Linked DNA regions of Mus musculus: region 2 is linked to region 1. The links are chromatin loops, found by intact Hi-C in ENCODE. Cell type or tissue: left cerebral cortex. All regions are shown on one strand. Each heading gives the region's core, and the rest is flanking DNA. Links, peaks and the distances in the headings are about the cores only.

Evidence for each region. Hi-C counts contacts between places; a loop is a spot of excess contacts. Peaks named below come from ENCODE experiments on the same cell type or tissue, not always from the same donor. Only the 100,000 strongest peaks of a DNase experiment are listed, where the experiment ranks them.
Region 2: it touches region 1 in a loop (15-fold over the local background); 2 of 42 quality-filtered maps call a loop at or near these places.

What each region holds. Positions count from the first base shown.
Region 1 is chr8:52,496,103-52,512,619 of GRCm38, reverse strand. No RefSeq gene overlaps it. Among named protein-coding and RNA genes, the nearest start is that of 1190028D05Rik, 150 kb to the right of the region's middle. In left cerebral cortex, for the core only: no CTCF peak of the experiment used is centred there; DNase peaks (open chromatin) are centred at 9,248 and 9,998; H3K27ac peaks cover 460 bases.
Region 2 is chr8:52,562,201-52,578,717 of GRCm38, reverse strand. No RefSeq gene overlaps it. Among named protein-coding and RNA genes, the nearest start is that of 1190028D05Rik, 210 kb to the right of the region's middle. In left cerebral cortex, for the core only: no CTCF peak of the experiment used is centred there; a DNase peak (open chromatin) is centred at 7,338.

The sequences.
Region 1 (16,517 bases), core at 5,772-13,771:
AAAGCATAGGTAAATTTTGTATTGGTTCCAAAGTGTATGAATTATCTGAAACTTCAGATCCCGGGAATAAAGAACAGGAAAACAAAGCCAGAAGGGAAACAGAGACTACTAAAGTTCTTTACTGTCCCAAATATGAAAGATGGCCTTATGTCTCTATTAAATATGATAGCATGAAAGTTCAAATTTTTGGTCATTTAAGACAGGATCAAAACTATACTTATTGATAATGTATAAGTTATATGCTTTTCACAATTTTAAAAATTAATCTAGGACATACTTATAGATAGTGCAATAGTCTTTCTTCATTTTTAATTTATTTACATTTCAGGTGTTATCTCCCTTCCTGGAAACTCCCTATCCGATCCCCCCCTTTCCTTGCTTCAATGAGGGTGTTCCTCCATTCACCCACCCACTCTCTTCCCCATGCCCTTGATTCCTTTACCCTGGGGCATCTATTTAGCCTTCATAGGACCATGGACCTCTCCTCCCATTGATGCCTGACAAGACCACCCACTGAAGCATATGCAGCTGGAGCCATGTGTACTTCTTGGTTGATGGCTTAATCTCTGGGAGCTCTGGGGGAGGGGAGGGAGGTGTCTGGTTGGTTGCAAACCCCTTTAGCTCCTTCAGTCCTTTGTCTAACTCCTCCATTGGGAACCCCATGCTCAGTGCAATGATTGGCTCCAAGCATCTGCCTCTGCATTTGTAAGGCTCTGCAGGGACTCTCAGGAGACAGCTATATTAGGCTTCTTTCAGCAAGCATTTCTTAGCATCCATAAAGTGTCAGAGTTTGGTGACTGTATCTGGGGTGAATCCCCAGGTGAGACTGTCTCAGAATGGCCTTTTCTTCAGTCTCTGTTCTGCACTTTGTCTCTGTATTTGCTCCCATGAGTATTTTGTTCCCCTCTCTAAGAAGGACCAAAGTGCCCACATTTTTGTCTTCCTTCTTGAGCTTCATGTGGCCTGTGAATTGTATCTTGGATATTTCGAATTTATGGGCTGATATCCACTTAACAGTGAGTGCATACCATATGTGTTCTTTTGTGATTGGGTTACCTCACTGAGGATGATATTTTCTAGGTCCATTCATTTGCTTAAGAATTTCATGAATTCAGTGTTTTTAATAGCTGAGTAGTACTCCATTGTGTAAATGTACTGCATTTTCCGTATCCATTCCTCTGTTGAGGGACATTTGGATTCTTCCCAGCTTCTGGCTATTATAAATGAGGCTGCTATGAACATAGTGGAAGCATCTAAAGAAATGTTCAACATCCTTAGACATCACTGAAATTCAAATCAAACTAAAGTCTGAGATTTCACCTCACACCAATCAGATTCACTAAGATCAAAACTGAGGTGACAGCAGATGCTGGAGAGGATGTGGAGAAGAGAAATACTCCTCCATTGTTGGTGGGATTGCAAGCTCGTGCAACCACTCTGGAAATGAGTCTGGCAGTTGCTCAGAAAATTGGACATAGTATTACTTGATGACCCAGCTATACCACTTGTGGTTATATACCCAAATGGTTCTTCAACATATAACAAGGATATATGCTCTACTATGTTCATAGCAAGAGTCTTAAAATAGGTTTTGGTAGTTTTTGTTAGTGGTGGTGTTTTTTTTTTTTTTTTCTGCAACCATTCATTTATTTTAATTTTCTCTATTTTTATTTATTTACTTTAAAACCAGATCACTGCTTCTCCTCCATCCTATTTCCCTATCCTCCCAGTCCCTCCTTTTTCCCTCCTTTCCCTTCCTATTCACCTTCCTACCTCTACTCCTCAGAAAAGGGGAAGCTTCCTGTGGATATCAAATAGCCTTAGCATATCAAGTTTAAGTATGACTAGGCACATCTTCTTCTACTCATGTTAGAAAGGGCATCCCATTTAGAAGAAAGAGATCCAAAGGTAGGCAGTGTAGTGAAAGATAACCCCTTCTCCCACTGCAGAAGTACCACAAGGAGATCTAGATGCTCAAATCTTGTATGTGTGTTGAGTGCCTAGGTTTATCCTATGCATGATCTCTGGTTGGCTTTTAAGTCCCTAAGAGGACTAAAGGACCAAGGTTATTTGATTCTCTAGTGTTTCATGTGGTGTCCTTGTCTACTCTGGTTGCTTCAAGCCTTCCTTCCCCTTTCTACAGGACTTCCCAAACTCCACCTAATGTTTGGTTCAGGATCTTTGCACTAGTTTCCATCAGCTGATGAATAAAGATTGTCTGATGACAGTTATTCTAGGCTCCTATCTGCAAGTATAGCAGAGTATAATTAGTAGTTTCTAGGGTGGGCTCCCTTTAATGCATGCCATGAGTCTAAAGCTCAGATAGTCAATGGTTGGTCCTTCTTCCATGTTCTGTTCCATCTTTTACTCCTGCATGTCTTGTAGGTATGAGTAATTGTGAGTCTAAGGATTGTTTTATCAGGGTTGTTGTGCCAATCTCTCCATTGGAAGTCTTATCTAGTTACAGGAGATGGCCAGAAAAGTCTACATATCCTCCTTTGACAGGCTAGGGTCATCTTCATAGATTCCTGGAATTTTCCATTGTCCTATGTTGCTAGCTCATCCCAGAGATGCCCCTTGTACCCCAATCCAGTTATCTCTCCCAGTACTCTCCCTCCATCCTCCCCAAACCTCAACCTTATTGTATCTGGACTCTAGTCCCCACACAGTTCCCTCCCTTCATCCATACTGATATCTAATCTACTTCCCCTTCTCTGTGAAATTCAAGTGTCCTCCTTGAACACACTATGTTAATTAGCTTCTTTGAGTTTGTGATTTGTAACATGGTTATCATGTACTTTATAACTGAGTATTCAAACTACAAGTGTATACATATTATGTCTTTCTGGGTCAGGGCTACATCACATAGGATGATCTTTTCTAGTTCCATATATTTTTCTGCAAACATTATTATGTCATTCTTTTTAATATTATAATTATAGTTTTAAATGTTTCACCTTCAATGCACAGTCAATGTGTACAGAATCACTTAAAGCAACATTGAATATAAGAAAGGTAATTTTTATTATTGTTTCATTGGAAAAAAAATTCTAATACTGTTATGTGAGTGAACATGGCAGCAGAAACAATGACAAGAGCTACTGAAGAACGATTAGACCCACAGTATTCAATCAATGCATGGATAAAACTCAACTCACAATATAGCCAATTCAAGCTGCAAACATCAATATATTTGTGCAGTTTACCAGGTTTTCTTTCCAATTTCAATACTTCCTAAGTGATGCCCTCAGAGACAGGCTTTTCTGTTTGTGTGTTTTGTTATGTTTTGTTTCTTTTGCTGGCCTTTTGAGTTTTTTTTCCTGTATCCAGCTTTTTCACACACAATTCCCTGATCTTTTTCTATGTCCCACCTCAATGAAAACCGTGATGATCGATCCAAACAACTTTGACATTCACTGGGTCACTTTCTGTGTCTGAACTGATTGATACTAATTGCAGAGAAGCATCTGTCTCCCCTTGCTCTTTTTATTCTCCTCTTTTTAAAAAAGTCTTTAAAGAACCAAGAACATCAGTTGAATTGCTTGGCTTTCGGTTGTCTTTGAACTTAATTATCAGTAGATGCATCCTGTGTGGGATAGAGCCTGGTGATGCCAAGCTTTGTCTAATAGGCAGAGCAAACAGCTTTCAAGATCCCTTCATTCCCTCAGAATTGCCACACAGGGAGGAGTTTCATCAATTTTTCTGACATTTAGTGGGAAATGAAAAATTCTGATCAGAGGCCCATAGACTGTACATCTTCATACCGCCAATGCCCTTTAGACTACAATTGCTTCTATGTGATTCTTTCAAATGTCTTCTAAAAGCAACGGGCCTGGTTGAAGCTGTCCATATTTGATTCATTGGGAATTTTTGTTTTTCCTTCATTTTAATCTTTAAGTGGAAAGGTATTACAGATACACAGAAACAAATGTAGACATTTGGGGATTTAGTGTTATGTGACTAGTAATGCCTGGTTAAGCATAAAATAAAAATAATAACTATGGAAATATTTCAACAAATAATAGCATGCCAATGATTTTAAAGTTAACACATAAAATAGTTAAGAAATCCAACAAACAGACATTAAAAGACTTAAAAAGAAATACTGAAACATAACCCAATAGGGGTGACTTAGGATTGTGAAAATAGTATATATGGACATATTTATTAAAATAAATATACTGTCCAAGTAGCACTTAGCAAAGATCCAATAATCTGAAATGATACTTAAAACCATTTGAATGAATCAAAATGATTTCACTCAAATAAAATGAAAGTTGCTTTTCCAACTTGAGAAGTGTCTACTTATGAAAATGTGATAGAATCTTATTTGATATTGAAACACTAAATATTGCTATCCTATGTCCAAAGTGCAACTTCAGTAATTATTTTAAATGCTTGTTTACTGAAGTTACTACCAATGGTACCAAAAATTAAAAATAAAAAGAAAGAAAGAAAGTTAAAAGGAAAAGAAAAGCAAGAAATTCCAGGTGAAATTATGTGGGACATAAATGTTCTATGATAAATAATCATATAAAATGGAAGGTGATTTTTTTCTGTCCTGGAATATAAGGACAGTTACTTTTGTGTACATAGGGCTTATGGGCTAGCCATGCAATTGCAGTGTGACTTAGACTAGAGTCATGAATTATTCAGGCATTACAACTGGTTGTTATCATGTAGAAGAATGCGAATCTACCCATTCCTCTCTCCTTGTACTAAGGTCAAATCTAAGTGGATCAAGGAACTTCACATAAAATCAGAGACACTGAAACTTATAGAGGAGAGAGTGGGGAAAAGTCTCAAAGATATGGGCACAGGGAAAAAATTTCCTGAATAGAACAGCAATGGCTTGTGCTGTAAGATCGAGGATTGACAAATGGGACCTCATGAAACTGCAAAGTTTCTGCAAGGCAAAAGACACTGTCAATAAGACAAAAAAGCCACCAACAGATTGGGAAAGGATCTTTACCTATCTTAAATCAGATAGGGGACTAATATCCAATATATATATATATATATATATAAAGAACTCAAAAGGGTGGACTCCAGAAAATCAAATAACCCTCTTAAAAGATGGGGCTCAGAGCTGAACAAAGAATTCTCACCCGAGGAATACCGAAAGGCTGAGAAACACCTGAAAAAATGTTCAACATCCTTAATCATCAGAGAAATGCAAATCAAAACAACCCTGAGATTCCATCTCACACCAGTCAGAATGGCTAAGATCAAAAATTCAGGTGACAGCAGATGCTGGCGAGGATGTGGAGAAAGAGGAACACTCCTCCATTGTTGGTGGGATTGCAAGTTGGTACAACTACTCTGGAAATCAGTATGGCGGTTCCTCAGGAAATTGGACATAGTACTACCGGAGGATCCCGCAATACCTCTCCTGGGCATATATCCAGAAGATGTCCCAACAGGTAAGAAGGACACATGCTCCACTATGTTCATAGCAGCCTTATTTATAATAGCCAGAAGCTGGAAAGAACCCAGATGTCCCTCAACAGAGGAATGGTACAAAAAATGTGGTACATTTACACAATGGAGTACTACTCAGCTATTAAAAAGAATGAATTCACGAAATTCCTAGGCAAATGGTTGGACCTGGAGGGCATCATCCTGAGTGAGGTAACCCAATAACAAAAGAACTCAAATGAAATGTACTCACTGATAAGTGGATATTAACCCAGAATCTTAGTATAGTGAGATATAAGGTACAATATGCAAAACATATGAAACTGAAGAAGAACGAAGACCAAAGTGTGAAGACCACTTTGCTCATTCTTAGAATTGGAAACAATCACCCATGGAAGGAGTTACAGAGACAAAGTTTGGAGCTGAGACAAAAAGATGGTCCATCTACAGACTGCCATATCCAGGGATCCATCCCATAATTAGCCTCCAAGCGATGACACCATTGCATACACTAGCAAGCCTTTGTTGCAAGGACCGTAATATAGCTGTCCCTTGTGAGACTAGGCCGGGGCCTAGCAAACACAGAAGTGGATGCTCACAGTCAACTATTGGATGGATCACAGGGCCCCCAATGGAGGAGCTAGAGAAAGTATCCAAGGAGCTAAAGAGATCTGCAACCCTATCGGTGGAACAACATTATGAACTAACCAGTACCCCAGAGCTCTTGACTCTAGCTGCATATGTATCAAAAGATGACCTAGTCGGCCATCACTGGAAAGAGAGGCCCATTGGTCAGGCAAACTTTATATGCCCCAGTACAGGGGAACGCCAGGGCCAAAAAATGGGAATGGGTGGGTAGGGGAGTGGGAGGGGGGGAGGGTGTGGGGGACTTTTGGGATAGCATTGGAAATGTAATTGAAGAAAATACGTAATAAAAAAAAAAGAAAAAAAAACTTTCTGAAAGACAATAAAGCAAGATCAGTCACATGAGCTGTCAACACTGCCCTAAATAGTCTAGATATTTTAGCCCAAGTGAGTTTCCTTGTTTTTTTGGTCTATATACTATTGCTGGCTGATGTGATACTAAAGGATTAATGCTGCCGTGTCTGTACAGTTAATTAGTTCAGTTGGAAGCCTTTGCAATGGGGAGGTTGCTTTGTTCCTCTAGTCTACCATAAGTCTGCATCTCCTTGGATGACTTTATTGTTCATAAGTTAGCCAAAATGTCTCATGGTGATGATTTCAGGTATGTCTGTGAAGGCACATAGAAAAATCTCAAATATGAAGGATATCTTTAAGCTATCACATATGTGGAACTGGCTTTAGAGTAAGGACAGTTTGGAGTGTTTGCTAAATTTCTACTTGTCTTACTTGCATAACTAAAAACCCTAGAGGACAGCAAAATTGGTGTAATGTCTGTACACTTAAAAAGTAACAATGGGTGCTTATAAATGACATAAAGACATGGGTAGCTAAAGGAAATAATATACAATTCTGATCCAACATAGCTAGCAATTATGTTTATTTTATATTAATTATTCATAGAAGAAAAACAATCCATCAACTTGAAAAAAATATTTGTAATTTGGATTATGAAAAGAAGCTTATTGCAAATATAAATAAAAATGGTAAAATTCAAAATTAAGAAAGCATGGGTTACTAATAATTGAACAAATGCTCTTAGTAATCATTTATTTAAGGATGATAAACAGTTCTTTAATAATAATAAAAAATTGTGTAGCAACTTTGGAAAAAAGTACAATGTATCTGATAAAATATTATTCTGGAATTTATTGCTTATTTCATATGAGAGATAATGGAAAACACCCAAATGATCACCAAAAATGTACACAAGAATGTCTAATCATAGTCTGAACATAAATCTTGGAAGTCAAAAGCTAAAAATATACCAAATGTTTACTAACTGTTGAATATAAGAATACTATGTAAGTTATTTCTCTTCACTAGCCCTGGGTACTTTGTTAGCTTATTATTAACAGACTTGTTTCCTGTTTTGTTAAGAGGATCATAAATCAAACTAGAGATTTTTTGGTTACTGCCTCAGTATGTATGCCACTACTGTACCCTTAGACTTATTTGCCTATAATTTTAATCCAGCTACATGGCAGTTCTGACAAGAGAAATACATTCAAAGACTATATGAATCAGGCTGGAATGCAGACACATCCTCATATATCTTTAATCCCTAAACAATGAAAGTAGGGTTAGTTTATAGAAGAAGCAGCCATGTTTGAATGTGATGTTTAATTGAGGGACAAAGTGATGAATCAGAGCCACACCCAACTCTCAGTTGGCACAGGACAGAGATGTGACTTAAGAGGGCAGGGGGGGGGGGGTGCCGGGGGGAGGGGAAACTGTATAACCTGGACAGTTTTACACACATTGGTTGCAGGTGAAGGAGTCAAAGAATAAGGAGGCAGAAGATTATAACAGATTGCCAGAGTTTGGGGTCAAGTAGAGCAATTCAGTCTGAAAGAAGCTAATTTAAATCAATGAGCTTGGAGAAGAATTTGAGTCAAAACAGCTGAGTTGAACCAGCCAGCCAGAGATCAGAAAAAACGAAAGGGTGAGCATCTTCAGCAATAGGGCTGAGAGAAGGTTGTTACATCTGGTTAATTAAACTAACCTTTTATATTGGCCATGGGGGTCTCTCTGAATGCAACGGAGGCATGCTTATTTCCTTTGGAGCTTGTATGATGCTTTATGGCATCGCAGGTTAATCTAGGCATTCTCCCTTTTAAAACTAATAAATTATTTTTGATTGAGAAATTTATAAATATATGAATCATGCTATAAGAAGGCAATGACTATTATTAAGCGGCATGAAATAGCAATTAAATTACTCTGTTAAATCTAATTTTATTTTGATATTTCAAAAATATGGAAGCTATCAAATGTTCTATGTGTCAATACACACACACACACACACACACACCAATGTATGTGCTCCTTCAACCTAAGCTTTAAACTCGCTCAGGAAGTGACCTCCAACTCATTGTTTTTACATTTATTTTCCTCATCTTCATATCTATTCTAAAAAATATATTTTCCTGAAACTTTAAACTTTCACATTTTAATCTTCTCCACTCTAAAAGTTTCATTTCAAAACAGGCATAGAGGACTGAAAAGATGGCTCAGTGTTAAGAAGACATCATATTCTTCTTGTGGAGGACCTAGGTTTAGGTTTCAAAAGCCAAATCATGTGGCTCACAACCAACTACAACTCCAGATCCAGAGCATCTGAAACCTTATATCTGGACTCTATAGTAACCACAAACACATGGGGTGCATACATCGCCCATAAAATAAAAATAAAAAGATATCTAAAAAATGGGCAAGGTATGATTCTGAAAATGAGTTTTGCCCTACCCGCTTAATATTCTGCAAGTTTCCCTCTTAAAAACGTGTTCACAATATATGTGCCTAACTTTACTTCCCTGTACCCCAAAGGACCCAGAGGGCCATATTGGCCTTTCTTCTGAGTTTTAAGTTTAGTAAGCTATGTCTGATGTCACTGTTTTTGAGCTTGATTCTCTTTTTCTGTTGTTTTTAAATTATATTTTTAATATCTCCTTTTTACATTGGAATGCATGTTAAGTGTAATTTCTTCAGACATTCTCTTCAATGTTTCAATTTGCTTATTATTTGCTCGTCCCTGAGTACATAATCATTGAAGTCCTACTCTGTGCCTGCCAAGCCATTGTAGGCATTCTAGTTTCATGCATACTATAATTTTGCTCCATTTTTATCATGACTTCTAATTATAGTATTTATGTCTTAACTTGACTATCCATAGTCTCTTTGCCAAGACTTCTGTTTTTGTTCCGTGAAGTCCTTTCACACAGCTCAATGCTAGGCCACATAATAGCTACTCCATGATGACTCTTTAAATGATATGCCATGTTCTAGCCTTATAAATACAGCTTTTCTGTGAGATAAAAAATAAGTACTATATTTTAGGCAGTCAGATAAGCAGTGCTAACTAGAGGTGCCCTTCCATCCTAACCTATAATGTCTGTATAAAATGCAATGATTTTCAGTTCCTTGAACAGTGATGTTTATGAACATTTTGTGCTAGGTATATTAATTTTCTCACTTCTTTAACAAATGCACACACAGTATCTGTTGTGTATTAGTGAATATGTTAAAGCCCAGAGACCTAGATATAAATAAGAAATACATAACTGATGATTAAGTATACATGTCACTTTACTATTCAATGTAATGGCAGTCTTCATGCAGAAAAATGCCACCATTTTATTATTGTACACAAAACACACCAATTCTGATGTCAGTGCTCAGATATTCTTCATCATAGACAGAATATAAGCTGAATCTTGTAAAATTATTGACTTTCTCAAGGTTATTCTGGGAGAGAACACACTTCATCCCATTTTGTAGCTTATAAACTCAGCTCTGTTTCTGAATTTTTGGCTCTGTGCAATCCTTTGATTTTAAGACTACTTTCCTGGTTTATCTCTGCGTGATTCCCTTAACTATACCACCTAAATGCTGTAACACAGCCAGCAGGCAGTCATGTCCTAAACACAGCCTCTAGAAGTAAATTTAAGAACAGAAGAGCCTGAGAAATGTATTTCGGAGCCCAAGCATTTTTGAGGAGAAGACTGGATTTAAATAGAAGCTAGGAAGAATACAGTGATGCAGAAGCCTCCCACAAAGTTATCTTTGGATGCAGGCTAGAACATTTGGGGACAAGGGTAGATTTGTGTGTAAGGATAATATTATGTAAATCTCCAGGATCAATTTAATAAAGTAAGTAATAATTTAAAACATTTGACTAGGATATATAAAACCAATTGAAATGTTTAGTTTATGACCAAATAGATATGTTGAAAGAGTTGTGCAATGAAAAAGAAAAGATAGAGTACATGTTCTCTTAAATATTTATTCCTAATTTCATCAAAAGAGATAATGGAGTTTTATGATTGATTCTGACACAAGTAAACTTGCCCTTTTAATTCCTTTTAAAAATCTAAGTATCTCTGGCTTCCCTCAAAGAAAAGAATATTCCAAATCTTGTCATCATCATTAAGTGGAGTGGTCTGACTTTACCTTATTTTATATTTTAGCAATTACTAGAAAAATTCTTTGTGTGTGTGTGTGTTCATGTACTCATATTTATACAAAGAAACTATATATATATATATATATATATACATATATATATATATATACGTGTGTGTGTATCAATTGATTATTATATAGCTATCAGGGATGAATATATTTATGAAAAAGGTTAATGGTACAGATAATTGTGAATTTGTACATTGTTAATGATGTTATAACACTTAACAGAAATAAATGTTACTAAACAGAATAATGAAGACCTATTAGCTTTGGTAGCTGCTGGGAGAGGTAGTATCCCCCCTTTTTTGAGATTATCAATGATGTATTTATTTATTTAAAGGAAGGTAAAATAGCAGTTTCACATTGAAAATAAATCATTCATTTTATTTCTGAAAGGTGTTTCAATCTCAAAATATCTAAAATCGCTTTTATGTTCCCTCTTCTTTTTTTAAACATTTTATTAGGTATTTTCTTCATTTACATTTCCAGTGCTATCCCAAAGTCCCCCATACCCTCCCCCCCCACTCCCCTACCCACCCACTCCCACTTCTTGGCCCTGGTGTTCCCCTATACTGAGGCATATAAAGTTTGCCAGAGTATGTTGATCATGACGCAGGAATCCCAAAAGTATTTGAGGAAAAAAATTGAATACCATGGGTGGAAAAACATGAAACTGGGATGTTAAAGGTAGATCTAAAAGAATAAGATAGTCACTTCAAATCTATTTTTACCTAATAACATATTTATTAGTAAGTGGTTACAAACTTCACTTTTAGCATTAAAGTATATTTTCCAAAATTTTGTTTTGGTGTCAGTTTATTTGTTGTCCAATGTGGAATGATTAATATGATAATATTGAGCCATGGAACTTCTGTGACCCATCTGTAGCTAATAACCAAAATCCCATTTTGTGATATCAGTATTTTCATCAATAGATATTTTTTAAAAGTTGATAAATGGAACTTCATGAAACTGAAAAGCTTCTGTAAGGCGATGAACATCGTCAATAGGACAAATACAAAAATCTACAGATTGAGAAAAAACTTCACTAACTCCATATCAGGTAGAGGGCTAATAACCAAAATATACAAAGAACTCAAGAAGCTAACCTCCAAAGAAACAAACAACACAATCAAAAACTGCGGTATAGAACTAAGCCAAGAATTTACGACAGTGCAACAGTGCAATCTTAAATGGCCAGAAAGAACTTAAAGAGATGTTTAAAGCCCTTAGTCATCAGGAAAATGCAAATAAAATGACCTTGAGATTCCACCTTATACCATTCAGAATAGCTAAGATCAAAAATTCAGATGACAAAACATGTTGGCAAGGATGTGGAGAAAGAGGAACATACCTCCTTTGCTGGTGGGATTGCAAGCTGGTACAAACACTCTGGAAATTAATGTGGAGGTTCCTCAGAAAACTGGAAATAGGTTTATCTGAAGATTCAGCTATACCACTCTGGGGCATATATCCAAAAGTTGCCACACCATGTAACAGGGGAACATGCAACACAATAATCCTAGCAACCTTATTTGTGATAGCCAGAATCTGGAAACAACCCACCTGTCCCACAACAGAATAATGGAAACAAAAAATATGGTTCATTTACACAATGGGATACTACTCAGCTATTAAGAACAAGGCCATCATGAGTTTTGCAGGCAAATGGATAGAACTAGAAAATATCCTGAGTAAGGTAACTCAGACCCAAAAGGACATGCATGGTATGTACTCACTGATAAGTGGATATTAAACAAAAATATACAGAATACCCAGGATACAATCCATAGAACTCAAGAAGGTTAACAAGCCAAAGGGCCCAAGTCTGGATGTCTCAATCCCAAGTGGGAGGTAGAAGAAAGCAACCAGGGGGTAGGTGATGGGCAGAGGGAGTTAGAGAGGGACCTGGGTGGGAGAGGGCAGAGGAAAGGGAAAAGGTGATCATGATTATGTATTGGAGGTGAGGCAGGAGTGAAATACTGAGGGCCAGCACAAAGAAAGGAAACAAACAATCTCTGGAAGTAGGAGATGTGGGTACACTCTAGAATATACCAGAGGCCTATGAGGTCAGAGAAGTTCAGGACTCAGAGGGAGGGACCTTAGATGACCCAACAGTGGGAAAAGGTAACTTGAGTCCACCTCCAGTAGAAAGACAGGTCATCAAGTGGAGGGATGTGGTTGCCATCCCACAGTCAAAAACTCTAACCCAGAATTGTTCCTGTCTAAAAAAAAAATGCAGGGACAAAATGGAGAAGACACTGAGGGAAAGGAGGTCCAGTGACAGGCCCAAATTGGGATCCAGATCAAGGGACAGCTCCAAGACCTGACACTGTTACTGAAGCTATGGTTTGCTTACAAACAAGAGCCTAGCATTGCTACCCTCTGAGAGGCCCAACAAGCAGCTAAAGGAGTCAGATACAAATATGAGTACCCAACCAATGGACAGATGTTGTAGATCCCTGTGGTTAAATTAGGGAAAGGCTGGAAGAAGCTGAGAAGTAGGTGACCCCCAATGAGGCAGCATACACTAGCTGATAAGAGATCCCCCTATGCATATGTAGTAGGAAACTGCCTGGTCTGGCCTAAGTGAGAGAAGATGCACCTAACCCTTGAGAGACATGAGGTCTCAGGCAGTGGGAAGGTCTGGTAGGGTGGGGATGGGGAATGGGAAGGATGGGGACATCCTCCTGGAGACAGGAGGGCAGGATTGGACTGTAAAAAAGGTTAAGGATAATTAAAAAAAAATCTTTGTAAAGAACAAATATAAATTTTCATAGAGAGGTTTCTATACATGTGCCAAATGAGAAATTGTCAATTTAGGATTAAATCTTTCCAATGTATGGCAAGCAGTATGTGTTTCTTAGAGAAAGAACAGATGGAGTTTCTACTTTCCTTTAGTAATGTAAGCTACACAGGATTCCATATTTACCTGTTAATTTAACTGCTGCAACTTTTAATAATGGTAATAAATTCTCATTTCATAATTATGTTCTCATTTTTCAGTTACTAATAAACAACAAAACCCTTCAAAGAGAAAGTATTTTCTAAAATTATGCAAAATTTAAATTTCTAAATTTGTATTTAGTCAATTGATATCCATTTCTATTATTTTTATCTTAAAGATTGCCAAAATCTGCAGGAGTATAAATTATAAAAAAACCTGTTAAGATGTTAGGTTAACATTGGAAATACAGTTATTCTGACTTTAGCAATTACTGTGAAAGAGCAAAGCTTGTAAGTCTGTATTTTCAGATAGGCTCATAAGAGTTTCGCTAATATAATGCTTAAAACAGTCTAAACTCACTGAGCTTAAGTTGCTACAGAGATTTCCAGGTGAAGTGGTGACATGTTAAGTTGAAGAAGATATCACAAAGAAAATGGGAAATATCACACTGAGATAAAAGGTTAAAGGGAAAATTTGAGTTTTGAGAGCAACATTTCCCAGTGTTTATTGTAAGTTGAAGTAATCTGGGCAAAATTTGAGGACCCTTTGTATAGATTTGTTTCTTTTTAAAAACATTATACTACTTTCTCCTTGTTAAGAACATTTGTACATAGATTTACAAATATTTATAAAAGTACATCTAAATAAATAAATAGAAATTGGCAGAATTAATGAGTAATAAATCCCAAGGCAGCTTTCACTACCTCGCTCGAATGAAAGGCACACACACAATCTTTTTTTAAATTTTTATTAGATATTTTCTTCATTTACATTTCAATTGCTATCAAAAAATTCCCTTACACCCTCCCCCCACCATGACCCTAACTACCAAATCCTGCTTCTTGGCTCTAGTGTTCCCCTGTACTGGAGCATATAAAGTTTGCAAGACCACGGGGCCTCTCTTCTCAATGATGACCAACTAGGCCATCTTCTGCTACATATGCAGCTAGAGACACAAGCTCTGGGGGTACTGGTTAGTTCATATTGTTGCTCCACCTATAAGGTTGCCAAACCCTTCAGCTCCTTGGGTACTTTCTCTAGCTCCTCCATTGGGGGCCCTGTGTTCCATGCAATAGATGACTATGAGCATCCACTTCTGTATTTGCCAGGCACTGGCATGGTCTCACAAGAAACAGCTATATCATGGTCCTTTCAGCAAAATCTTGCTGGCATCCATAATAGTGTCTGCATTTGATGGCTGAATATGGGATGGATTCCCAGGTAGGGAAGCCTTTGGATGGTCTATTCCTTCGTCTCAGCTACAAATATTGTCCCTGTAACTCCTTCCATGGGTATTTTGTTCCCTCTTCTAAGGAGGAATGAAGTAGCCATGCTTTGGTTTTCCTTCTTCTTGATTTTCTTGTGTTTTGCACATTGTATCTTGGGTATTCTAAGTTTCTGGGCTAATATCCACTTATCAGTGAGTGCATATCATGTGACTTCTTTTGTGATTGGGTTACCTCACTCAGGATGATATCCTCCAGATACATCCATTTGCCTAAGAATTTCATAAACTCATTGTTTTTAATAGCTGAGTAGTACTCCATTGTGTAAATGTACCACTTTTTCATATACATTCTTTGTTAATGGACATCTAGGTTCTTTCCAGCTTCTGGCTATTATAAATAAGGCTGCTATGAACATAGTGAACCATTGTGATGGTTTGTATATTTTTGGACCAGGGAGTGTCACCATCTGGAGGTGTGGCCTTGATGGAATAGGTGTGACCTGGTTGGAATAGGTGTGTCACTGTGGGTGTGGGCTTAAAACTCTCACCCCAGTTGCTTGGAAGTCAGTCTTCCACTAGCAGCCTTTGGATGAAGAGGTAGAACTCTCAGCTCTGCCTGTGACATGACAGCCTGGATGCTACAATGCTCCCACCCTGATGATAATGGACTGAATTTCTGAACCTGTAAGCCAGCCCCAACTAAATGTTGTTTTTTATAAGACTTGCCTTGGTCATGGTGTATGTTCACAGCAGTAAAACCTTGACTAATACAAGCATATTACTAGTTGGAACATCTTCTGGGTATATGCCCAGCAGAGGTATTGCTGGATAATCCAGTAATACTGTGTCCAATTTTCTGAGAAACCACCAGACTGATTTCCAGAGTGGTTTTACAAGCTTGCAATCCCCCCAGCAATGGAGGAGTGTTCCTCTTTGTCTACATCCTTGCCAGCATCTGCTGTCACCTGAATTTTTTATCTAAGCCATTCTGACTGGTGTGAGGTAGAATCTAAATTCATCTGGAATAACAAAAAAATCTAGTATAGCAAAAACTATTCTCAACAATAAAAGAACCTCTGGGGGAATCACCATGCCTGACCTCAAGCTCTACCACAAAGTAATTGCAATATAAACTGCATGATACTGGTATAGCGACAGACAGGTAGATCAATGAAATAGAATTGAAGACCCAGAAATGAACCCACACACCTATGGTCACTTGATCTTTGACAAGGGAGCTAAAACCATCCAGTGGAAAAAAAAGACAGCTTTTTCAACAAATGGTGCGGGCACAACTGGATGTTATCATGTAGAAGAATGTGAATTGATCCATTCTTATCTCCTTGTACAAAACTCAAGTCTAAGTGGATCAAGGAACTCCACATAACACCAGAGACACTGAAACTTATAGAGGAGAAAGTGTGAAAAAGCCTCAAAAATATGGGCACTGGGGAAAAATTCCTGAACAGAACAGCATAGGCTTGTGCTGTAAGATCAAGAATCAACAAATGTGACCTCATAAAATTGCAAAGCTTCTGTAAGGTAAAAGATACTGTCAATAAGATAAAAAGGCCACCAACAGATTAGGAAAGGGTTTTTACCATTCCTAAATCTGATAGGGGACTAATATCCAATATATACAAAGAGCTCAAGTAGCTGGGCTCCAGAAATTCAAATAACCCCATTAAAAATGGGGTACAGAGCTAAACAAAAAATCCTCTCTCTCCTCTCTCTCTCTCTTTCTGTCTCTCTCTCTGTCTCTCTCTCTGTCTCTCTGTCTGTCTCTCTCTCTGTCTCTCTGTATCTGTCTCTCTC
Region 2 (16,517 bases), core at 4,230-12,229, 68 kb before region 1:
AGAGCCAGCCCAGGAGAGATATGTATGTTGTAGGCACAAAGCTGAAAGAACATAGTCATACATGGCCTATGGAATTAGAACTCCAGATACTGTACATAGAATTTTAGGATTTGCTGTTTGCCATGATTCAATTCTAGTCTTGCTTTGGTCCTGTGATTTATTATTTATGCCCCCATTCCTTGTTTTTGGGTAGTAACACATGTTGTAGTAATTACATGCTGCAAGAATGGAATTTAATTTTGGTTTTAAAATTACAATTTTGTCTTGAGTCTCAGAAAAGACTTTGGACTGTGGCACTTTAATGTGTTGTGACTATGGAAGTACATTAGGGAATTTTGAAGTTTGTTTAAGTACATTATGCTTCATGATCTGGGCACATGACTATGGGAGGGCAAACATTTTGTTTTAAATAAGAAATGACACCCATATTGTTAGGTCTTGGAACACTTGATTAACCAATTGGTGGTACTATTTAAGGAGGTTCAAGTGGTGAGTTTTGGTTGAGGAAGTAGGTTTTGTACAGGAGGCAGGATTTGAGATTAACTGTTTTTCATTTGTTTTCTTTGTCTTTTTGTTTGCTTTTGATTTTTTTTTACACAGTATTTATAGTATTTATTAATTCTTTGGTTTTGATTTTTTTAGATTTTTTTAATTAGATGTTTTCTTCATTTACATTTCAAATGTTATCCCCTTTCCTAATTTCCTCTCCAAAAATCACTTATACCCTCTCCCTCCCCACTGCTCTCCAACCCACCCACTCCCACATCTTGGCCCTGGGGATCCATCTCATAAACAACCACCAAACCCACTATTGCATATATCAACAAGATTTTGCTGACAGGATCCTGATATAGCTATCTCCTGTAAGGCTATGCCAGTGCCTGGCAAATACAGAAGTGAATGCTTACAGTCATCTATTGGATGGAATACAGGTCTCCAATGAAGGAGCTAGAGAAAGTACCCAAGGAGCTGAAGGAGTCTGCAGCCCTATAGGAGAAACAACAATATGTACTAACCAGTACTCCCAGAGCTTGTGTCTCTAGCTGCATAAGTAACAGAGGATGGCCTAGTTGGCCATCAGAGGGAGAAGAGGCCCTTGGTCTTCTTTTACTGTTAAAGATGTAAACTCTCAGTTTTTTTCCTGCTATCATGCCTGCCACTTCTTGCTGTGCTCCTCTATCATGATGGATTCTTATCCATCTAGAAGAGAAAAAAATAAATATATAAATAAATCTTTATTCTGTAAGTTACCTTGGTCATGTGACTTTAACACAGCAACAACAAAAAAGAATCAATAAATTAATAGCAATAACATTATACATGCACTCAAAATTCAACTGAAATATTGATAAATAGAATATATTGGTGAGTCTGTGGGTTTAAAGTAGTTACCTTATCTAACATGCACAAGACCCTGAGTTGGATTCTCAAAAGTGCATCAACCAAATTTGACTAAGCCAGCTCAGTCACTCAACAGGGTCTTGAAGGAGGGAGTGAAGAGTAAAGAAAGGAAAGACAATTAGACAACATTATAATATGACCCCAGCAAGTGTGGAGACAGGTTTAATGTTTTTTAAATCTGCTTTTATATCATTCTAGGTACATGCAAAGAATATGACGAGTTCTAAGGCATAAACACCACAGTCAAGGAACAAGCAAGGCATTAACAAAGTTCTCATGGTACTCAGAGAATTATCAAGATGATCAAGATCTTCAGCCTACTTCTTGTCCAAGTGTAATGTCAAATTCTTGACAATATCCTTGATGCAGCACAAAGAGATTTCCATAGCAATGTGGTTGAAAACACCTGTAATCCCAGTATTCAGAAAGTGAATGGAGGAAGCTCAACAATTTGTGACCATTTTCTATTATACAGTGAATTTGTTCTCAGCAAGAATAAAAGAGAATATGTTTATAGAAAAAAAAATGAAAGGGAGAAAGATAGGAAAAGGAGAAAGAAACAAAAGGAAGAAAAAAGAAAGGAAAAAAGCAAAGAAAGAAAAAAATCATACACACTTGAAAACCCAGTATATAAAATTAATAGGAAAGATTACTGTATGCTTGAGTAACATAGTGAAAATAAAATGTCTTTTCTGATATCTCTAGATTCTCCAAGATCTAATACAGATCTAACAACTGTAGATAATATTCTATCATCCTCAAAACCTGAAGGAAAGTAACTGTATCTTGGCTGATAAAGCCAGGATATATTCAGTGCCTTTAATTGGTCTGGTGTGATAACTTCTAGGGCCAATTTCTGGTCAATGATATAGTAAGAACTTCAATGAGTAGATACAGTTAATTCAATAACTGAAGCCATGAATTGTTATACATGTACTACTACTGAAGTTAGGGAAAATCTAGAAGCAGTTTCATGGAAACCACAAAAGCAGTAACTGATAGTTTATGGAGACAGTTTCTACTGACAAAAAGATTATACTTTATTTGGAAAAGCTTTATTCTCTTTATTGTAATTCTTTTGCAAATTGCAGCATAAAATGGGCAAAATGGCAGCTCATAATTGGCAAATAATAAATGTTTCAGAGATTTAATTGGAATAAAAATTATGTAAGCTTAATGTCATAGGACCAAATACCTGACAAGCCAAACAGGATTAAAATTTGTCTTTGGGCTCCCTGTTTTTAGTGAGTGGTGTTCTTCCTCTTCACTTTGGGCATTATGCAGAACTGTGCATCACAGCAGTACAAGCATGAATAATAAGAAGCTGGCCACCTCACAACAGTAAGGAAATAGGAAGAATACAAGGGCAGAGAGGAACAAGCACTCAAGTCTATACTGTTATTAACTCATTCTTTCAGATAGTTTCTACCCCCTTGAAGTTCTCAGCTCCTCCCTGAATAGTAGCACCATCTGGAGACCAGGCCTAAACATATGAGCCCATGAAGGGCAATGCATGAATGGTCTATAATATCACTTTTTCTGTGAATTTGCCAACCTTCGGATTTTATTTTCAAATTCTGAAATATAGTTTCTTTTCGTCTCATCAAACACTATCTGGACCAATATACACTGAGCATGCAGGTAGATGTTAGAAAAGAAAATAATGCCCATGTAAAGTTTTTGAGATTATAATATATTTCCCTTCTTCCCTTCCAAATCTCCCATATGCTCTGCCTTGTTCTATTTTGAATTCATAACCTATTTTTACAATGCTATTTTCACAAGCATATACTAATACAAATATTCTATATATAGACAACCTATTCAGTCTGAATGTTACATAAATGTTTGTTTTCAGAGCTGAACACTGGTACTGGATAACCGATTGGTATTTTCTTGCATCTACCATTCCTTCTTGCTTGTAATTTTTTTTGTGAAGTGTTGAGACTTCTATATCTTTCCCCAATCCGTTTTGACTTGTCTATTGTTGCTGTCTATCTTGAACTTTTTTCCAGCTAATACTGTTTTTTGTACTTACTAGTTTTACATGAATTAGTTACATTTTTTCTGTCTACTTCCTACATGTGGATATTAATCTAAACCATAAGTAAATTCATTTAAAATGTCAAATAAATTGCACTGGTTATTGAATCCTGCAGGAACCCGTTTTCATTCACTTAAATTATTATCCAGAACATGCATACAGTAATTAGTTTTCCACTCTGCTAAGAATTTAAGGAGAAATAAATGAAGATCCAAATCCTCATTTGTGATAGCATTGACTAGAAGGAAGAAGTTGAAATAAGAAGGTTTGCTTAGGATGGGTAGAAAAAAAAGATGGTATAATCATGGGAAATAAATCAGTTTTTATTTTGTGGACAGTCCCTACTCTATCTGCTGCTTCTGCAACTTTTTAAGAACGACTCTTCAATGACTAATCTATAAAATGAAGAGTAACCTTTGGTTGAAGGACATTGATTGTAATTCTAATTTGAAACATGAAGACCATTTTCTCCCTAGCATCCTAAATTTACAACACAGCTACAAATGTTCTAACATTCATTTGGGTGTCAGTTTCCTTCTAAGAAAATTGGTCCTATAGCTTCTATGAGTAGGTCTTCACTCTTCAAACCAATAGGTTATTTGCACTACAGTCTGATAGGTAGGATCAGTTTCATCGAGGGGAGGAAAGCAGGCAACCATTTTAGGAGCCTTTAGGTACATGAACCTTTCTCTCTTGTATCTGTGAGCTAAACAAAGGAGTTACCAGGAAGCCAAAATTAGCAGAAATCTCACTTCAACATGAGATTAGATTGGTTTTGTTTTGTTTTGTTTTGTTTTGTTTTGTTTTAATCTCCTTGAAATTCACCAAGAGAAAACAATTAACAACTGAAAAAAAACTAATAAATAAAGGATATCTGAAAAATGGTAGCTGTCCCTGCACAGCATCGTTTCTCAGAAAACATGGAGCTCTACAGAGGAGTAGGATAGGAGCAATGTGAGGTAAGAGAAGGTTTACCTATGACATGTGGGCTCTTATACTTTTAAATTTTGTCATTCTTAACCAGCACCAAGGGTTTGAAATGCCTTAGGAACTAAGTGTGGGCCACATTATTGAAACTCCCAAACATGATGACCACTCCTCACACCAAGCATTTTATTGACAAGCTAGTAATTCCCAAACTAGCATTTATTTGTGTGATACCACCTACCAGAGCATGAGGAAACCAGTGGCAAACTATGGATTAAAGAATGATTCTCCCTCTATAAGCAACTCTCCACTGCCAAAGTGTGGTGAGAGATGGATTGGGAGATTTATTATCCTGGTAATACTTATTTATTTATTCATTCATTCATTCATACTGTGTGGGTATTATTATTGTTGTTGCTACTGTTGATTTGACCTTTCAATGTGCTTATTATTGTGAGTCTGAAGGATTACTCACATTATTGTCAGTCCAGATGTCTAATGGTCAAAAGGTTAATTTCTTTTTATGATTAGTGGCTTTTATTTTCATTCAATTTGAACTGATAAATTTGTTAGATATAATAGTCTACATTGGAAATTGTGATCAATCAGAACTGAAATATGTAAGTTTCAAACTATATTTTGGTCTGGACTGCCGTTTTAAGTGACTTAACTGTATTCTACTTCAGTTTTCAACAACATTTTTTTTGATCATGTGCTTTTTTATTGGTTATTTTATTTATTTACATTTCAAAGGTTATCCATCTTCCCAGTTTCCCCTCCTCAAACCTCCTATCCCATCTTCCCTCCCCCTGCTTCTATGAGGGTGCTCCCCCACCCACCCACCCATTCCTACCTTACCAACCTAGCATTCCCCTATGGTGGGGCATCAAGCCTTCACAGAACCAAGGACTTCCCCTCCCACTGATACCAGAGAAGGTCATCCTCTGCTACATGTGCAGTTGGAGCCATGGGTTCTTCCATGTGTACTCTCTGGGTGGTGGTTTTGTTCCTGGGAGCTCTGGGGCATCTGGTTGGTTGTTATTGTTGTTCCTCCTATGGGGTTGCATAGCCCTTCAGCTCCTTCAGTCTTTCCTCCTCTTTTGGGGTTCCAGTGTCAGTCCAATGGTTATGTAGAGTTTTTCTTCTGGTCCTGCCTATCTTCAGTTCTGTAGGGCTCTTAGACCTGGATAGGCACCTGTATTGCTCATATATTATATTAACTACCTCTTTTGATTTGTTTCATTTCTTTTTGTTTTTTTTTCTTTGTTTTGTTTGTTTGCTTGTTTTTTTTGGTTCATTGTGCTTTCAAAACATAGCTGTAATGATACCTCTTAACTTTTTGGAAGTTTCTTGATGTTGCTTTCATTGGAGTCTAGAATTATGAAATTAGTGTTTCTCATGGAGACATTTTATTTTGGGTTTCAGTACTACTTCTGGTTTTGCTCTGTGCTTTAGGCCTTTGGAGTTTGTTTGTTGAGTAAAAGTGTAGGCCTTGAGCTGTAGGTCTGGGGAACACTTTCCTGTTGGTCTAGGAGTTAGGACCAGAGTATTGATGAGTTTGACAAATTTGATCTGAGTGGCAACAGCTGGAGAGACCTTACCTATGTGAGGTGGGAGGTAGAGGATTAGAAGCTAGAACAACCACAGAAATTTAGACTAAATGATAGTTTTTTCATGTCTTAGAGATATTTGACTTTCTCAGGAAATTGTGGGAATTATATTTTAGTTTCCTAATTTGTGTTTTCAGCAATCTAGTTTCTTCTTAATAGCCATTGGTTATACTAAAAATACTTGAATGTTAAGTATTTACAGTGGATCCATCTTCTTACAAAAATTTGAAATACTTGTGTTTCCGAGCATTGAATTTGTCCCTTAGTATATTTACCATTCTGCATTTTCCATTTATTACTTCTTTTCTTTAGAGCACAGAAATATGTAGAAGCATACAAAGATTTGTCAAGGAGACTTTGCTAATTTTTCAATTATAATCCTACTTACAAAAGGACTGGGGATAATTCTAAAAGACATAAGATTGACCTCTTCTCTGAAAAGTTATTTTATGCATATAACATTAATCAACATCAGCTTGCTTACAGACTTATTCTAACATGTGTCTGCTCAAAATGAGGCCATGCATCTTTCCTTTTTTTATACAAACAGTTGCCTGACTCATTCACTTAATGATTTCAAAAACAGACGTTATATTTTGATAAATACTTTGTAATGCAAATACATTTTAAAGATTAAAACATCATCTTACATAATAAATTTTAAATGAATTAACACATACAATAAAAAAGTAAAGGTGGATTTGCATGCAGGTATGTGTTTAGAAATTCAATCATATAAATGTGATTATTTAGGCTGAATAAACTAAAGAACACATTGTTAAGGGCTAGTCCATGTTTTCAGTAAAGAGTTAAAGTGTGTCATGTAAAAATGACATTGTAACTTCAAATTATTTTAAACAGCACACATCAAATTGTTTAGGTAACCCATAAAGTGACTGTAAATAGAAACATAAGATGCTTGTTCATAGATTTTCCGTTGCTTCATTGTCTGAATATGCTACTCTTCATATCGACATCAAATTGCTGTCCTGTCAAAACATAAAAGGGTGACGTATTTTATCTCCAGAGTGACAAAGTTTCACATCCAAAAAGCTCAGGCTGTCAGTCCTTTGAGTTGATTACAAAACCTCACACCTGAAGGCCTGCCCTGACAGATTTTGTGTTTGCTTGAAATTAAATTGTCTCTGCTAGCAGCAGAAGAAGGCAGCTGTGTGCAAACTAGAAGAAGGAGAAAAGGAAAAGAAAATGATCTTCATGTTCAGAGCAATTATAACAATGGTACTTCACAGGAAAAGTGCAGGTATCGATTTTGCTTCTTCTCATGATGTACGCAGATGATACAAAAAGAACCCATATGGATTCAAGGTTTGCCAGGAGAGAAAATCAGGCTAAGCAGATGGCAGCGCCATTGCCATATGGCTACTCAGGAATGGACTCATGTTATGGCCCTGGGCCAGAGGATAAAGCTAGAAACACTTTCTTGCTATTATTTTAAACAGAAGCAACAGAGAGAGAATACATGGTTTGTTAACATAAAAAGGCATTAGGAAATGATGACAGAGTACTTTGTTATATGTTGTTCTGCAAGCAGGAACTTTGACTATTAAAACAATTGAAAAGACACCAAAATTAGTAAACATTTCTACATTATTTAATCAGAGCTAATTAGACTGATTATAAGTCAAACTGAAACCACTATCTAGTAAGGCGGCGATACTTTCATATATATGTATGTATATATGAAATAATACATGTGTGTGTGTGAATGAAACAGTATTTCCCACTCTTATATGTAAAAATATGAGTACATATACATATATGATATTTCAAAATTTATCAATATATCAATACACATCACTGTCAATTATTTTTTTATAATTTTTTTATGGCTGAAGGCAAATGTCATTTTTAAACAAGGAGATGGTGATATAACTCAGAGTCTGGAGATACAATTCAGGGGTAGAGTGATTGCCTCACATTCACAAGACCTTGGGTTCTATTCTCAGCACACCAATGAAACAAAGCAACGACCGATGGCAGTCCCAAAAGCATCTTCTTCAGTAACTGACAAAAATGTCATGGTAATCCAGAGACACACCGGCACAACGTAAAAAATTATGCAACAGCTCTAAGGTGCAGTTCAATATGTATAGAGCACAGCCTACAGGAAATTGTGCAATAAAGGACAAGGTACACATCTTTAAGTGACACAGAATCCCGTTAAAGTTTATCCATTCATTGCAAGCTCTAAAAGGTTCACTGAGAGCTGCTAATATTTATGCATGTCTGCTAGATTTTTAAGCATTTACAATTTTCTGAAATTTTAAGTGGATTTGAAAATTGTTCAGAAATTTAAAAATGCATTTGAGACTTTATTAGCAATACTTATGTGATTGGTGTACATGGATTGAATAAATCATCATCTCATATTTCAAATTTAGTGGTCTATAGGTTTGATAAGGTAAACCCTATATCATGTCACACTAAACATTTCATCTTGTATTCATGTGGATACACAAAATGTATTTTCAGTATTTGTGAGATATAATCAATAAAATAATAACTAAGAGATGTATCGAAGATAAAAAATAAGGTGGTCAATGAAAGTATGCATGTTTTTCATAGTATTTAAAGGATAAGTATTAGCATCTTGTTTTGATATTTGCATTAAGTAGGTATTATAGAAATATGGTTTCTGTATTCTCTCAGATTCACTTCAAAAGTTATAGATGAATGATTATAAGCCCTGTTAAAATTTAGTTGCCCTTTTATTTTCCTATATAATTAATGGTATAGATAATATATTTCAAACTCAATGAATAGCATCAGTGATTTTTTTTTTTTTGTACTATACTGATGAGTTTAAAACAGCCTAGAAAAAATACTCTGAAGATCCAGGCACACATCTGAAATGAAGAACATCTAGAGATGCAGTGAGACAATGCTGGTTATAGTCTGAAATATTCTCCTTGGAGAATATTTCTTAGGTAAATCTATGTCCTTGAAGTTCAGTGTAAGGCTTGGGGAATAAAGTTGGAAGTTTAAGTAAGTAGAAATAAAGATAGCCCATTCTTTAGATTTAAGTGATGGTATTTGCAAGAGCAGAGAGAGAATCCCTAATAAGGAGGTTGTTTGGCTTTACACAGGCAAGACATAGATTAGAGAAGATCTCTCTCTCTCTCTCTCTCTCTCTCTCTCTCTCTCTCACACACACACACACACACACACACACAGAGAGAGAGAGAGAGAGAGAGAGAGAGAGAGAGAGAGACAGACAGACAGACAGACAGACAGACAGAGAAAGGGAGACAGAGGGAGGGAGAGACAGATAGAGACAGAGATAGACAGAGGCAGCATCATAAAGAGCCAGACAGAGACAGCAAGGCACTACCAGAGTGAGCTATGTGTCTTCACTATACATTAAAGATATTAAATATGATTTCATAAGTGTTTATGGTTATATTGTTAGACATAATTCACCCAGTTTCAAAATTTTGGAAAATTTTAAAATAAGGAAAATTATACAATAAACTTGAAAAGACAAATAGGTATGTTGGCTTGCTTATTTCACATAATTTAAATTTAGGATGGACCATCTAGAGACTGCCATATCCAGGGATCCATCCCATAATCAGCCTCCAAACGCTGACACCATTACATACACTAGCAAGATTTTGCTAAAAGAACACTGATATAGCTATCTCTTGTGAGACTACGCTGGGGCCTAGCAAACACAGAAGTGGAGGCTCATAGTTGGCTATTGGATGGATCACAGGGCCCCCAATGGAGGAGCTAGAGAAAGTACCCAAGGAGCTGAAGGGATCTGCAACCCTATAGGTGGAACAACAATATGAACTAACCAGTACCCCCGGAGCTCATGTCTCTAGCTGCATATGTATCAGAAGATGGCCTAGTTGGCCATCAGTGGAAAGAGAGGCCAATTGGTCGTGCAAACTTTATATGCCTCAGTACAAGGAAATGCCAGGGACAAGAAGTGGGAGTGGATGGGTAGGGGAGTGGGCGGGCAGAGGGTGTGGGGGACTTTTGGGATAGCAATGGAAATGTAAATGAAGAAAATACCTAGTTAAAAAAAAAGAAAAAAAGTATTTATTTATTTATTTATTTATTTATTTATGGCAGAGTCATTTATGAAATGTCGCATGAAGCTTAATTTGATGCCATTTGATGCTCAGTTTGATGTCACTGAGTCCACTGTTTTTCATGCTGTTGTTTGAAATATCTTAGGTAATGTAATCTTTTCTCTAAGTGAGCATTCTTCTTGCAGTTTTACTGCAATCCTAGATCTTTCTCCTGTTCCCTTCAAGTTTCCCATTTTTCCATCCTGCCTCAATTCTCACTGAATGATTTCTGAAGCAACCTCTTCTTTGTTTCACTTACTATTAAAATGTGTTAATGACAAATGCCTTGTTTTTTCTTTTCTTTTAGTGGATTTTCTTTATTTACATTTCAAATGTTTCCCCATTTCCTGGTCTCCCCTTCAGAAAACCCCTATCCCATTCACTCTCCCCCCTGTATCTATGAGGGTCATACCCCATCCACTTTGGTTCTTTAGCCCTGGCATTCCCTACACTGGGGCATCGAATAACTTTAGGCCCAAGGGTCACTCCTCCCAATGATGTCCAACAAGGTCATCCTCTGCCACATATGTGGCCAGTGCCATTTTCATGAGCATATCAAATACAGTGTTCTACATCAGAAATTTCACATTTCAGTGCAGTTCAGATAGGTATGCTGCTTGTGGTTTGGGTATCTCCTTGGTGATACACAGGATATTTGTGGAATTGACTTAATAAGGGACATGGTTTTCAAAGCAGTGAAAATAAAACAACACTTTAGGAACCAAATAGCAATTCTAAGGACCCAGAAAGCAATTCTAGACACATTGCCCTAGGGTAAAAGCATTGATGTTGGTAGCTGTGAGGACAGGCCAGTGGGAGTCTGAACCCAGGTCAAACCAGCAGGAAGACAGGCATTTTGTAGTTTAAGACACGTGTGTCTGTGACATGTGTTTTAAGTATATTGAAGACATACATATATTAAAATAAAATAATTTTTAGAAAGAAACCCTAAAGCTTTTGAGGGAAACACATTATTCCAAACAACGCTATCCAATTTTGGATTTACTTGAATTCTCTGTTTAAAAGGACACTACTAGCTGTTACACATAATTTGCCAGTTCTTAGTGATTTAGCATAAGAAAAAATCCTTTATAGGTGTGAAATCATCTAACAAAGACAGTGTTAAAGGTACAGACACATATGTGAGATATTTGCATGAAGTCTGTCGTTCTCAAAAATTTGAGTTGACAAGACATTTCATCATAGAAATTCCAAGTTTATTATGAGTGTTAATAAAAGTCACTCAAAGCAGGTCAAAACGAATAAGTAAATATAGAGAATCTATTGCACTTAATCTTTAAATGAAATCTAATATAATTGACATTACAGGAATCAATTTGACTTAAGTCTTTAGGGTGGTTTATTTTTATTTTTTAGATATTTTCTTTATTTACATTTCAAATGTTTTACCCTTTCCTGGTTTCCCCTCCGAAAAACCCCTATACACTCTCCTCTCCCCCTGCTCACCAACACACCAACACCTACTAACTGGCCCTGCCATTCCCCGACATTGGAGCATAGAGCCTTCACAGGAACAAGGGATTCTCCTACCATTGATGACTGACAAGGCCATCCTCTACTACATATGCAACTGGAGCCATGGGTCCCTCCATGTATACTCTTTGGTTGGTGGTTTAATCCCTTAAAGCTATGGGGATACTGGTTGATTCATATTGTTGTTTCTTATGGATCTACAAACCCCTTCAACTCCTTGAGTCCTTTCTCTAGTTCCTCTATTGGGAACCTTGTGCTCAGTCCAATGGTTGGTTGAGAGCATCCACCTCTGTATTACTTAGGCACTGGTAGAGCCTCTCAGGAGACTGCTATATCAGCCACCTATCAGCAAGCACTTGTTGGCATCCATAAAAGTGTCTGGGTTTGGTGACTTGATATGTCATGGATCCCTAGGTAGGACAGTATCTGGATGATCTTTCCTTCAGTCTTTTCTCCATGTTTTGTCTTTGTAACTCCTCCGATGGATATTTTAGTTCCCCTTCTAATAAGGACCGAAGTAGCCACACTTTGGTCTTTCTTCTTCTTGAGCTTCATGTGGCCTGTGAATTGTATCTTGGGTATACTAAGTTTCTGGGCTAATATCCACTTATCAGTGTGTATCATGTGTGTTCTTCTGTGATTGGGTTACCTCACTAAGGATGATATCCTCCAGATCCATCCATTTGCCTAGGAATTTCATAAATTCATTGTTTTTAATAGCTGAGTAGTATTCCATTGTATAAATGTACCACATTTCCTGTATCCATTCCTCTGTTGAGGAATATGTGGGTACTTTCTAGCTTCTGGCTATTATAAATAAGGCTGCTATGTACATAGTGGAATATGTACCCTTAGTACATATTAGAGCATCTTCTGGGTATATATATGCCCAGCAGTGGTATAGCTGGGTCCTCTGTAGTACTATGTCCAATTTTATGAGGAACTGCCAAACTGATTTCCAGAGTAGTTGAACCAGCATGCACTCCCATGAACAAGGGGTAAGTGTTCCTCTTTCTTCACATCCTCACCAGCATCTGCTGTCACGTGAGTTTTTGATCTTAGCCATTCTGACTGGTGTGAAGTTTGGAATTTCAGGGTTGTTTTGATTTGCAATTTTTTGACGATTATGGATGTGCTTCACAGCCCTTTGGAATTCCTCAGTTGAGAATTTTTTTTCCATTTTTTATTAGGTATTTAGCTCATTTACATTTCCAATGCTATACCAAAAGTCCCCCATACCCACCCACCCCCACTCTCCTACCCACCCACTTCCCCTTTTTGGCCCTGGCGTTCCCCTGTACTGGGGCATATAAAGTTTGCAAGTCTGTACCCCATTTTTATTACAGTTGCTTGGTTCTCTGGAGTCTGACTCCTTGAGTTCTTTGTATATATTCGATATTAACCCTTTATTGGTTGTAGAGTTGGAAAAGATCTTTTCCCATTCTGTTGTCCTATTGACAGTGCCCCTTGCCTTACTATGAGATCCCATTTGTCAATTCTTGATCTTAGAGCATAAGCTGTTGGTGTTCTGTTCAGGAATCTTTCCCATGTGCCAATGTCCTTGAGACTCTTCCCCACTTTCTTTTCTATTAGTTTCAGTGTTATCTGTTTTTATGTGGAGGTCCTTGATTCACTTGGACTCTTGTGCATTGTACAAGGAGATAAGAATGGATCCTTTTGCATTCTTCTACATGCTGACCAAGAGTTGAACCAGCACCATTTGTTTACAATGCTGTCTTTATTCCACTGGATGGTTTTAGCTCCTTTGTAAAAGATCAAGTGACCATAGGTGTGTGAGTTCATTTTTGGGTCTTCAATTCCATTCATCAACCTGCCTGTCACTGTCATAATACCATACAATTTTATCACAATTGCTCTGTGGTACAGCTTGAAGTCAGGGATGGTGATTCCACCAGAATTTCTTTTATTGTTGAGAATATTTTTCGATATCCTAGATTAATTTACAAATTGTTCTTACTACCTCTATGAAGACTTGAGTTGGAATTTTGATGGGAATTTAATTAAATCTGTAGACTGCTTTTAGTATGATTGCCATTTTTACTATATTAATCCTGCCAATCTATGAGCATGGGAGATCTTTCCATCTTCTGAGATCTTCTTGAATTCTTTCTTCAGAGACTTGAAATTCTTATCATACAGATCGTTCACTTGCTTAGTTACAGTCAAACCAAGATATTTCATATTATTTGTGACTATTGTGATGGGTGTTGTTTCCCTAGTTTTTATCTCAGCCTGTTTATCCTTTGAGTAGAGGAAGGCCACTGATTTGTTTGAGTTAATTTTATATCCAGCTACTGCACTGAAGCTGTTTATCAGGTTTAGAAATTCTCTGGTGGAATATTTTGGGTCACTTAAGTATACTATCATATCATCTGAAAATAGTGATATTTTAACTTCTTCCTTTGCATTTTGTATCCCTTTGAGCTCCTTTTGTTGTCTAATTGTCTGGCTTGGAATTCAAGTACTATATTGAATAGGTAGGGAGAAAGTGGGCAGCCTTGTCTAGTCTCTGAGCTTAGTGGGGTTGCTTCAAGTTTCTTGCCACTTAGTTAGTTTGGCTACTTGTTTGCTGTATATTGCATTTACTATGTTTAGGTATGGTCCTTGAATTCCTTATCTTTCCAAGACTTTTATCACGAAGGGGTGTGGGTTTTGTCAAGTGCTTTCTCAACATCTAATAAAATGATCATATGTTTTTTTTTCATGGAGTTTGTTTATATAGTGGATAATGTTGATAAGTTTCCATTATTGAATCATCCCTGCATTCCTGGGGTGACACCTACTTGATCATGATGGATGTTCATTTTAATGTGTCCTTGGATTCAGTTTGCAAGAATTTTATTGAGTATTTTTGCATCGATATTCATAAGGAAAATTGGTTTGAAATTCTCTTTCATTGTTGAGTCTTGGTGTGTGTATTAGTCAGGGTTCTCTAGAGTCACAGAACTTATGGATAGTCTCTATATAGTAAAAGAATTTATTGATTACTTACAGTCGGCAGCCCAATTCCCAACAATGGTTCAGTCACAGCTGTGAATGGAAGTCCAAGGATCTAGCAGTTATTCAGTCTCACACAGCAAGCAGGCGAAGGAGCAAGAGCCAGTCTCCCTTCTCCCAATGTCCTTACATCGTCTCCAGCAGAAGATATAGCCCAGATTAAAGGTGTGTTCCACCACACCTTTAATCCCAGATGAAAGGTGTAGCACAGATTAAAGGTGTGTTCCTTAAACTCGGAGATTTAATCTTCTGGAATCCATAGCCACTATGGCTCAAGATACCCATACCAAGATCCAGATCAGAAACTTCTATCTCCAAGCCTCCAGATAAGGGTCACTGGTGAGCCTTCCAATTCTGGATTGTAGTTCATTCCAAATATAGTCAAGTTGACAACCAGGAATAGCCACTACAGTGTGGTTTAGGTATCAGAGTAATTGTGGCTTCATAGAATGTGTTGGGTGTAGTTCCTTCTGTTTCTATTTTGTGGATTAGTTTGAGGAGTATTGGTATTAAGTCTTCTTGGAAAGTCTGATAGAACTCTGAACTAAATACATCTGGTCCTGGGCTTGTTTTGGTTGGGAGCCTATTAAAGACTGTTTCTATTTCTTAGGGGATATGGGACTGTTTAGATTATTTACCTGATCCTGATTAAACTTTGGTACCTGGTATCTTTCTAGAAACTTGTCCATTTCATCCAGATTTCCCATTTTGTTGAGTGTAGGCACTTGTAATAGGAACTGATGATTTTTTTGATTTCCTCAGTTTCTGTTGTTATATCTCCCCTTTCTTTTCTCATTTTATTAATTTGGACACTTTCTCTGTGCCCACTGGTTAGTCTAGCTCAGAATTTATCTATCTTGTTGATTTTTTTCAAAGAACCAGCTTCTGGTATCATTGATTATTTGTATGCTTCTTTTTGTTTCTACTTGGTTGATTTCGGCCCTGAATTTGATTATTTCCTGACTTCTACTCCCCATGGGTTTATTTGCTTGTTTTTGTTCTAGAGCTTTCAGATGTGCTGTTAAAGTGCTAATGTATGCTCTCTCCAGTTTCTTTTTGGAAGCACTCAAAGCTACATGTTTTCTTCTTAGCACTGCTTTCATTATGTCCATAAGTTTGGGTATGTTGTATCTTCATTTTCATTAAATTCTAAGAACTGTTTCATTTCTTTCTTTATTTCTTCCTTGACCAAGTTATCCCTGAGTAGAGCATTGTTCAGCTTTGATGTTTATGTGGGCTTTCTGTTGTTTGTGTTGGTATTGAAGATCAGCCTTTATCTATAGTGATCTGTTATGGAATTATTTCAATCTTTTTATATCTGCTGAGGTCGGATTTGTGACTGATTATGTGGTCATTTTTGGAGAAGGTACCATGAGGTGCTGAGAAGAATTTATGTTCTTGTGATTTAGGATGAAATTATATATATAATCCACTGGGCCAAAAACTTCTGTTAGTTTCACTGTGTCTCTATTTAGTGTCTGTTTTCCTGGTCTGTCATGTTAAGAGTGGGGTGTTGACGTCCCCCACAATTAATATATGAGGTGCAATATGTGCTTTAGCTTTAGTAAAGTTTCTTTTATGAATGTGGATGCCCTAGCATTTGGAGATAGATGTTCAGAATTGAGAATTCTTCTTGGTAGATTTTGCCTTTGATGAGAGTCTCTAGTTTTTTAATATTTTGAAATTTCATATGTTTGTATAGAATGATGTAATATCATTTTTGTCCCATATTCCTCCTAATTCTCTTCCTATCACCACTGGGCAACTTTTTGAAACTATTTGTGAAAGTATCACATGTTAAAGCCCATTTTGTGTATTGATTAGAATTTAGTTACATAGACATACTGAAAAGATGAAATCTAAGATTGCATTCTCCACCACATTCTGGACACCCATTCACTGTAATTTCTATCAGAGCACAGT